Linked DNA regions of Mus musculus: region 1 is linked to region 2. A link is a contact called in ENCODE POLR2A ChIA-PET data. All regions are on one chromosome and are shown on one strand. The core of a region is the stretch at or near the end of the contact, and the rest is flanking DNA. Distances in the headings are between cores, read along the strand shown.

Evidence for each region. ChIA-PET counts read pairs that join two places held with the same protein, here RNA polymerase II (POLR2A).
Region 1: POLR2A ChIA-PET joins it to region 2 with 10 read pairs in Patski. The contact joins the enhancer-like site here to the promoter of Cox8a in region 2. POLR2A ChIA-PET finds 5 or more read pairs at or near these places in 2 of 5 experiments (Patski and embryonic stem cell).

The regions. Positions count from the first base shown.
Region 1 is chr19:7,133,513-7,138,782 of GRCm38, forward strand. The region is part of intron 3 of Macrod1 (mono-ADP ribosylhydrolase 1); the gene reads left to right. It overlaps Gm38621 (a long non-coding RNA gene), which reads left to right. Exons shown (of 2, transcript XR_877703.3): 2 at 2,169-2,527. It also overlaps a transcript of Flrt1 not described here. Among named protein-coding and RNA genes, the nearest start is that of Gm38621, 13 kb to the left of the region's middle. Within about 2 kb of position 2,200, at least 2 of the 3 ENCODE cell types and tissues checked have a DNase peak (open chromatin) inside an H3K27ac peak, as active enhancers do.
Region 2 is chr19:7,214,955-7,219,735 of GRCm38, forward strand. Cox8a (cytochrome c oxidase subunit 8A) reads right to left here and starts at 2,662. Exons shown (of 2, transcript NM_007750.2): 1 at 2,445-2,662; 2 at 204-530. The coding sequence starts at 2,558. The coding sequence ends at 435.

The sequences.
Region 1 (5,270 bases), core at 950-3,449, 82 kb before region 2:
ACACACACACACACTCACACACACACACACACACACCATCTGATGTGCCAGACCGCCCAGGCTGGCAGCCCGCACAGCTGTGCGGCTCCAACGCCTGTCTCTGGCCCTTGCCTCTCATACCTGTACCTGGGCCAGAACGGGCAGCCCCAACTCAGCAGGCGTCTGGCACTAATTGTGAATTAATACGTTAATTAATAAGTGCCACAAACGACCTCGGTGAATCCTTCCAAAACCCTCCAGTTTCATCCTGCCCATCTTAAGGATGCCAAAGATAAGACTTTATTTTATCCAGAAGAGAAGCCAGGCAGGTTGAGTGGGAGCTCAAAGGCAGATCTGGGACCTCAAGTCCACCCTGGGCTGCCTTAGAGAATAGGATGGGCCTAAGAGCAGGAGGCCACAGTTGGAAGTGTGGGTCACAGCCTCCGGATCACACACCCACACACCCAGTTCACACAGCACACAGCAGGATCCTAAGAGGTGTTTCTGAATCAATGGATGATTGAACGTGGGAATGTGGGGGAAACCGAGACAGAAGCAGGCAATTGGGGGGCGGGGCCTGTGCCGGATGCCCAATGGCCCTCAGAAACCTGGATCTGCTTCTGATCCTTGTGGTTGAGTCTTGGCCTTTCCTGGGCCACAGAACTGACTTGTCTATCTTGGAAAAGCTCACTGTGGGAACACAACCCTTTCCCTAGAAAATGACACCATCACCAGATACGCAAGCATGCAAGGAAGTGTCAGGGTTCACGGGTCCCCAGGTCCCCAGGTTAGGGAACCTCTGGGTCATACATGAGAAGCCACAGCCCAAGCCAAGGTGCGCACTCCCCAATTCTGAGAGTATTCCTAGCTAATCTTTGCAGATCTAGGCTGAGGCTGACAGAGAATCCAGGGCACCAGGTGCAGGGTGCCTCATTATCTCTGCCCCAGAGCACTGGAGACCAATGACCTACACTGGGCTTCATTTGCATACAGGGGTCATAGGCATTTGGTTCATTATTATGCTTCATAACCGAGAGACAGCATATGTATTCTTTGCTATTTAGCAAATGTTATGTAATTATTAAAAAAAAAAAAAAAAAAAAACAGATCAGCTGGACCTAATTTTAGCTGCTGGGATTCCTGCCTTCGGGCATCCATGGCCTCTCCTGGCCCCGCTCAGGGCCGCCTGACTCCAAGCCTGTGCACTGAGACTGGAACAGAGTTGGTCCCAGCCCCGCTTTCGGCCCAGCTGCAGCTCGCCTCGCCCCTCCCCTGGAGCTGGGGGTGGGGCAGGGAGGGGCGACTTGAGTTCTGAGTCCATTCTATTTGGGCTCACATCAGCTTGTCTGCCGGGAGGATTTAGTGAGCGGCTGCGGTCAATAGTGCGTTTGTTTTGCTATCGACCTGCCCAGCAGCTCCCAGGCTGCCTGTCCCCCCTGCACAGCTGAGGCCTCTCCAGGCTGTGGGAGCCAGACCTGGAATCACCATAAGACCAACCTAGAGAGGCTTCCAACCTCTTGGCACGGCCAGTCCCTGCCCACAGCCTGGCCCGGGTGACTCAGTTCACAGCCCCTTCCTTCGTGGTCCGATTCTTGTGTTCCGTAGTCCAAGAGAGGATGAGGCATTGCAATCGCTGGCTTCACCAGACTCTGGGACCTCCTGCTTGACAGAGAACCCCCATAACTACCAGGCTCGGTGACTCTGGGACCTGCTTTGTGGAAAGCATAGCCTGAAGAGATGAAACACCTCATAGAAAGCAGTGGGTTTCTGGGGTGGAGCACTGAGGCCCCCTACCCTTCCTCCAGCAGTCCTCCAGGTCTGGTACCGGCTCAGTTAAGAGCAGTGGCCATGTAGGGAGCTTGGCTTCTTGGCTTCTGCTCAGACAGCCCCTGGGTTAGAGGATAATTGACAGACACCAAGTCTCTGACTTACACTTATTCATTCAACAAACATTACTGCTCTGGGCCAGGGCCCAGAGGTGAGGGCCACAGGCTGAAATCTGGGAGCCAAGCACCACACACAATTTTGCAGAGGGTAGAAAGGGATGTGGGTTCTCAGAGAGGTCTAGGGGCATGCTGTAGCTGGGAGGGGCTGCTGCCAGGGACTGGGAGTGGGTTGGGGAGGGGCATGGGAGCTTTGGTGGAGGCCTTTCTACAAACAGTTCTGAGGGATGAGTGGAATTTTGACAGGGGAGGAAGGCACAGCAGGAGGAGGGCCCAGCGGGGGCAGAGGCCTGGCGCACAGCCGGGTGCACAGGGAAACAAGAGAAGCACGCGGCCCCTCCGTGAACCTGAACCGTGGAAGTCTCTGGAGCGTGGAGCAGAGCCAGCCCCTCCTTGTCTACTTAGCCAATCTCTAGAGGGCTCAGTCCCACACACCCCCTTCCCCCAACTATCTCAACGGGGGTCCTCATCCCCTCTTCTTCCTCCCTTCTCCCTCCAAAATGAGAAAGAGGGGAAAAAAACTGTTATTGTTCACGCCTCATCTCCCCCCAAAGTTATTAAATTTCATTCCACGAACAAATAAATCCATTTTTATTGCAGCAGGAGGAGCGGGCAGTGGTTTGACTGTTTTACCTTTTTTATTTTTCAAAGTCCTGTTAAATCTGCTGGGATCAGCTGGGATGCCTCCTGTGCCCAGCACACTCCTCCCTCCGGCTTCTCCTCCTCCTCTTGGCCCAGCAGGCAAGGCGGGGCCCCACCTGACCTGCTCTGGGGTTCTCACAGGGCCTCCCAGTCCCCAGCCTGCCTGCCAGGCGGGAGGAAGCGCTCTGCCAGCCTCCTGTTTGTTTGGCATTTTATAGTTTTCCTAACACTTCCCGCGCACGCCTCCCGTAGAGCCCCTGATGGGGAGGCACTGCCTGCTCCATTTTATAAAGAGAGAAAATAAGCCAGAAAGCCAGTGGCTCTGAACCCTCCTGGTAGTTTTGAGAGCCCCAGGTACACCCCCGACCCAGGCTCTGACCTTCTCCCCAAGCCTGGCCTGCTTGCCTTATTTGGATCTGAAGACAGCATGGCTTTGTTTGGCATCTCAGACACACGACTCAGTTCAACAGGGTGTCACACTGGGACAGGAATGGGAATTCCTGCCACCTAAAAGCTATGTGAGTCCCAGACCCAATCTCTGCATCCGTGGCAGAGGCACAATAACAGCACCCCCATCAAGTCACCACGGGGAAGAGAGGATGTAGGGACACAGCCCTGTGTTACCTTCCCCTCTCACCATGCCACTCCTGCCCAGGGCTCACCTGCCCGCTGCTCTGCAAGCCTGTAGATTGTCGAGGATGGGCTGGGCCATGGGGTGTGGGGAGCCTTCGAAACTGGATCTGCACTGGACTCCCAAGCTAAATTCCCGTCAAGGTTATTTCCTTGTCAATCATTTGCTAAAGACTTAATGACTGTCAATAGATGCCTGTTGCATCAGCCGAGCCAGCAGCTAGAGGTTCCCCGTGACACATTAGAGACTCTACTGCCTAAGCCAGACCCAGGTGTCACCATGCACTGCTGAGTGTGTACCTGTCCTCCCTGTGTCTGATGTCAGGCCACTGCAAGGGTGACCTGGCTCCCACTTCAGAGGACCTCCACTTCCCCAGCTGGGACTCCCTGACCCTACCCAATCTTCGGGTCAGCAGGGCCTCGGGAATAGGCATCAAGACCCTCATCCTGGCTCCAGCCCGTAGGAGTGGCCTGGCTGTCCCTCTACAGTCTATCTTGAACCACCTGCTTATTCAGGTAGTCTGGAGAAGAGCCTTCGGGAGCCCATCTCCTGTCCCAGGAGCCCCCACCCCCTACCGGGTGCTGACAGCTGACAGCTCTGTGCATGGCTAGGCTCAGCAGCACCTCCCCCTCCAGGAATGGCGATGTCTCAGGTGTCACATGGGATTAGGCCTCCAGGTGAAAATGTCCATCACCTGCCACATCCACCCCAATCCCTTCCCGACATTTTCCTGCTCCCGCCCTCCTATCCAAGGCCAGGGTAGGTAGGAGCTGTCACCACACCCCACCTATAATTCTAGGCTCCTGTCCCCAACCCACCCTGTGCAGACTCCCGCTTTTCTTTCCTCTCCCCGATTAGCAAAGGACACCATCGGACCAGACAGGATCAGGTAATCTTCCCCAGGGCTGTCTGTTGGCACCCGGGGCTTCTCTAACTTGGGGAAGGGGCAGGGAAACACAGATGCCCATCACTTCAGAGAGCCTCCAAGGCTGCCCTGGCTAAGGTAGGAATGTTGCTGGAGGCACAGGCTTATGATTGGCGCGATTGGAGCAGCAGGTCTGAGTTTACTCTCTAGGCAGTCTGCTTGAAGAGACAGGAGGGCTGAGGCCAGAGAAACGCAGAAACAAAGAACCCTGAGTGCATCGAGCCCAGTGAGGGCTGCTGGGCCTCCTTGGTCTCAGTCTGCTTGTCAATAAGATGGGAGCGCTGAGTCTGGCAGCTTTATGGGGATTAATGATTTTTTCTGCGGGAAATAGTCATCCCAGGACCCCATGCTTACAGCAGGCTGTTTTGTGCCAGCTTTCATTGTGCCCACTCCCCTTCATGGTTTGCACCCCCAATAAGGAAAGTTGCTGCAGCTCCTCCTAGTTTATACCTTCCAAGCCTGCCTGAGGATGGTATGTCGAAGGGTGGGAGAGGCCGATGCTAGGTTTGGCTGGGCAGCCAGCCACATTCTCTAGTTTCCAGCTACCTGTACTAAAGGGGCCTCTGGCACAGTCTGGTGGGGACATGGCACCTGAACAGAAGGCAGAAGAATCGCCCACATCCCCCAGAGTAGAGCCTGCCAACTCAAACGCATCTCTACGCCATTAATTTACATTTTGATTCGACTTTCTTAATTTTACTTCAACTTCGTACGACTCCGGTTTGAGAATCATTTTAATGTATTTATCTGTGAGGCAATTTGTTAAATAACCCCCAAGACTCGGCGGTTTTCCGTCCTGAGCTTTTATTGCAAGGCTGTTTTAAATTAAATTAGTCGTCAGGGTCCCTGAGAGCATTGTAACGGGATGAGTTCACCGCCAGCCCACTCGTAAAAGTTGTGCAAACCTCTGGCTAAAAGCACACACATAGGAAAGCAGGAAGCGGTTGCTCGGCTGCTCAATGGCCCTGGGGGCCCTCGGGAGGGATGTGGCAGTGGCACGGCCACCCACCCTTGTCTGTGAGACAGACTGCTTTGGGGGGCACTCCCAGGTCACAGCCAGACATCTCAACAACTATGAGATATGTGCAGGCTGAGACAGTACCTTTTCGTGCTGGTTCAAGCCTCAGGCCGCCTGCTCCGGAGATCCAGC
Region 2 (4,781 bases), core at 1,412-3,911:
ATAACTTGGCACAGGCAAGGGAACTGGAAGGGATAAGCATCAAGGTAGACTGCTCAATAACAACTGGTGTTTCCCAGACACCCAACAAACCTTAGCACTGGGGCCTGGACCGGCCAGATGTTCCTCCGTGGACCCCAGGCCACCAGCATCCTCGTTTCTGTGTGGAGGCAGAAGCCTGGTGCAGAAGGACATGATGCATTTCTGGAGCAAGGTTTAAATAGACTTTATTGTTACAAAGGGGGACCCCACCAAGCAGAGCCAATACATGTGGTCCCAGTTGTCACCATGGAGACATCGAGAGGTCATGATTGCAGAAGAGGTGACTGGAATTGAATAACATGATCCCGGGGAAGGCCAGCCAGGAATGCAGGCAACATGATCAAGGTGGGCTGGCAAAAGTGGTCTAGTCAAAGGATGAGGGAAGACTGCTCCCTTCACTCCCGCTTCTTGTAGCTCTCCAGGTGTGACAGGACCCAGCCCGCAGGCAGAAGACAACACACGAAGCAGGAAGTGAGCCCAATGGTGATATCCTACACAGAGTACAAGAAAGAAGGATCCCTCAGGGCAAGAATTCTGTAGGCACTCCCAGTTCAGGTAGTCCTTAGGCATGGGAAGTCCCTCAGTGGCAAAGACCAAGGCAGAAAATCCAGCAGACCCACACTAAAGAAAGCAACTTGGGCCTGAGGTTCAATCCCCAGCACAGGAGAGGGGGAGATACAGACACAGAGAGACTCTAAGGATGGAGGGGACACTGGGTCAAGTCCATTTCCAGCCTTGAAATAAAGGTCTTTGGTTTTTAAAAAGATGTATTTATCTGTGGGGGGAAAGGGTGCAGGCAGGAGTCTTACTATGCACCCCACCCAGACCTGGGCTTAAACTTGAGATTCTCCTGTTCCTGATGCCCTGGTCCTGGAAATACACTCAAGTGCCACTATGCTCACTGGTGTGTATGTGTGCTGTTTTCCATGTGGGTGAAGGCCAGAGCTTGATGTCTGGCATCTCATCTAACAGCTCTCCATCTTTTCTTTCTTTCTTTCTTTCTTTCTTTTTTTTTTGGAGACAGGTTTTTTTTTACTAAACCTGAAGTTCACTGTTTTGGCTAGACAAGCTGAACAGTGGAATCCAGGGAGCTCCCTGCCCCTCTCCCCCTACCAGCACTAGGGCTAAAGACTAGCCGGTTACTGGGTAGTCAATGTCAAATCTTCATGCTGGTGAAGCGAATACTTCTTAAATAAACCATTCTCACGTGTCCTTGCTTTCTATACAGTTTCTTCTCTTTTTTTGTTTTTGTTGTTTGTTGTCTACACAGAGACAGGGTTTCTCTGTGTAGCCCTGGCTGTCCTGGAACTCACTCAGTAGACCAGGCTGGCCTTGAACTCAGAGATCCACAGCTTCTATAGCATAAGTGCTGGATTATAGGCGTGTGCCACACTGCCCTGCTGGGGTTTTGTATCTTTTAAAGATGTGTTTTATCTATATTTGTATGATGCATGTGTGTGAGCACAGGTATGTGTTTGCATGCTTACCCAAGGTCAGGACGGGATGTCAGATGCGTTGGAGCTGGAGTTACAAGCTTGTTATATGGGTGCTGGAACCTGAACCAGTCTTCATGAGGCTATGCACCAAACGCCATCTTTCCAGCCCCCAGACTCTTGTTTTTGAGACAGAGTCTCAGTATGTTGCCCAAGCTGGCCTGAATTCCCGAGCTCTGTTTTCATGCCTCAACCTCCCACTAAATGGGCGTAAGAGAGGGCATGGCTTGGTTGTCACTGTTTCTTCAGTGGCAGTGCTTTGGTTCTACCCCTAATTCAATGCCCAGATATCTGGATTCATGACCCATTGTCACTTAAAACAGAAGAGCTCCAAAAAAGGGAGGGATGGGGGGGCCTAGGCTGCGGTGTAGTATTAAGAAAGTGCTTGCCTAACACAAAGTCCCGGGCTTGATCCCCAGCACCACATAAACCACAAGTGATGGCACAGGCCTGTTATCCCAGCACTAAAGAGATTATCGCTTCAAAGTCAAATGTGGTCAGCCTGGGCTACAAGAGACCCTGCCTCATGTTTTTAAACTAATGTTTTAAAAGTAAAAATTGTCCTAGTATCTAAATGCTCCTACATCTCTGGGAATGTAGACCTGGTGAACTCTGCAGCCCTCCTTAATAATAAAATGTAGCAGTAACAACCATGACGTCGCTGCCAGTTACCAGGCATGCCCTCCCCTGCGGTGGGGGGGGGGGGGGAATGGAAGGAGAGACGGGTTTAGAGAGGCCGAACAGAGTAAACAAACTAGCGGGCTGACCTGACATCCAGGAACTTGGGAAAAATACCTAGGGCTTAGGAGCAGCCGAGCGACTGTCTCATCCATGCCTTGAGGACAGGCCTAAGCCAATGTCGCAGGCTACCACAGTTCGCCCACCTCCCCGCTCCCGGTCCGTCCCGCTCACCAGGACCCCGAGCTGCTCCCGCGCCGGCTTCGAGTGGACCTGAGCCCGCGGCACCATGAGCCGCCGGGCCGAGCCGGTCAGGCTCCTCAGCAGCAGTGGCGTCAGGACAGACATGACGGCGCGGAACGACCACGGACGAGGACCAGTCCAAGGTCAGGGAGTCAAGATGGCCGAACCAGCCGGAAGTTCCGGCGCTGAAGTTGCCGGACGCCCGAGCCGGAAGTATTTCGGAAATGACGTCGGGACAAGCCCCCTCGCCCGCCTGGGCTGTTTTTGGCGCGCTCCTCGAAACAACCAACCGACATCATCCTACACAGATGGGAGGAGAAATGAGACACCTTTGCTCCCACCTCCACTTTCTTCGAGAGTGACACGCATAGCCACCCAATCACACAAGCTACAAGTCTATTGACTCCTTGGCTCCTCCCTCCATTCATTTAACTAGGATCCTCTCTCTGCCAGCACTGTACTAGTGACTCCAGCTCGCCACCAGTAAGCCTCTAGTTTTAAAAACATAGTTTTACTTTATGAGTGTTTTGTCAGCATGTTCATCTGTGTATGCAGAACGCAGAGAGGCCAAAAGAGGGTGTTGGATCCTCTGGAACTGGAGTTCAGGCAATAGTGAGTAATCTTGTGGATGCTGGGAACTGAACTGAACTGGACCTCTGCAAGAGCAGCGAGTGCTTCTAAGCGCTGAGCTCTCTCTCCAGCCCCGAGACTCCTGTCATTTACTGTTATCCTCTCAGAAACCCGTTTCCACATAACTGGTAACTGTTCTCAACTTCTGCTTTCCTCCTTTTGTGTGTGTTAGGACAGTTTTGTTTTGTTTTGTTTTGTTCTCTGTTTTTCGAGACAGGGTTTCTCTCTGTAGCCCTGGCTGTCCTGGAACTCACTCTGTAGACTAGGCTGTCCTTGAACTCAGAAATCCGCCTGCCTCTGCCTCCCGAGTGCTGGGATTAAAGGCATGCGCCACCACGCCCGGCCAGTTTTGGTTTTTTAAGGTCTCCAGTAGCCCAGGCTGTCCTAAAACCGTGTAGATGAGAATGACCTTGAACTTTTCTGCTTCTATTCCTATGTTCCATGCCTTGTTGCCTCTCTTCTTTCTCTTCTTTATCCCCTGTCTCCCTTCTGCCTTTATTCTTTCTGTTCCTTTCTCCTCTCTCCTTCCTTCTTGTTTTACTAGACAAATACCTGATCAAGTGGTTCCCCATTGCTTTCTTTAAAAAAATATTTATGTATGTGATTACACTGTGTCTATACAGATGGTTGTGAGTCTTCATGTCACTGTTGGGATCTGAATTTTTAAGACCTCTGCTTGCTCCGGTCAGCTCTGCTCGCTCCTGTAAACTCAGTCCCTGCTTGCTCTGGCACAAAGATTTATTTATTATTAATACATAAGTACACTGTAGCTGACTTCAGATGCACCAGAAGAGGGCCTCCAATGGGATTTGAACTCAGGACCTTCGGAAGAGCAGTAAGTGCTCTTATCCACTGAGCCATCTTGCCAGCCCTCCCCATTGCTTTCTAGACAAGGCCCGGATCTTGGATATTGCCCTTCTGTCTGACTTCTCAATATCGCTTGTTTTTTGTCCTTGCTCCTAGGTCTCTTCTCCACCCTTCCAGATTTTGGACTTTTTACTCTTTACATTCTACCTAGAACACCTTTTCTTTCTTTTTTAAAAAGATTTATTGGGGCTGGTGAGATGGCTCAGTGGGTAAGAGCACCCAACTGCTCTTCCGAAGGTCCGGAGTTCAAATCCCAGCAACCACGTGGTGGCTCACAACCATCTGTAACGAGATCTGACTCCCTCTTCTGGAGTGTCTGAGTTTGAGGCCAGCCTGGTAAATCTTCTTTTTTTAAAGTTTTTTTTTTTTTTTTTTTTTTAAGATTTATTTATTTATTATATGTAAGTACATTGTAGCTGTCTTCAGACACTCCAGAAGAGGGAGTCAGATCTCCTTACGGGTGGTTGTGAGCCACCATGTGGTTGCTGGGATTTGAACTCTGGACCTTCGGAAGAGCAGTCGGGTGCTCTTACCCACTGAGCCATCTCACCAGCCCAGTTTTTTTTTTTTTTTTTTTTTTTTTTAAGATTTATATATTTATTATATAAGTACACTGTAGCTGTCTTCAGACACTCCAGAAGAGGGAGTCAGATCTTGTTACAGATGGTTGTGAGCCACCATGTGGTTGCTGGGATTTGAACTTCAGACCTTTGGAAGAGCAGTTGGGTGCTCTTACCCACTGAGCCATCTCACCAGCCCCTCAAATAGCAAGTTCTAAACCAGCCAGGGCTACATAGTAAGATGCTGCCTCAAATAATACTGATAGTAATC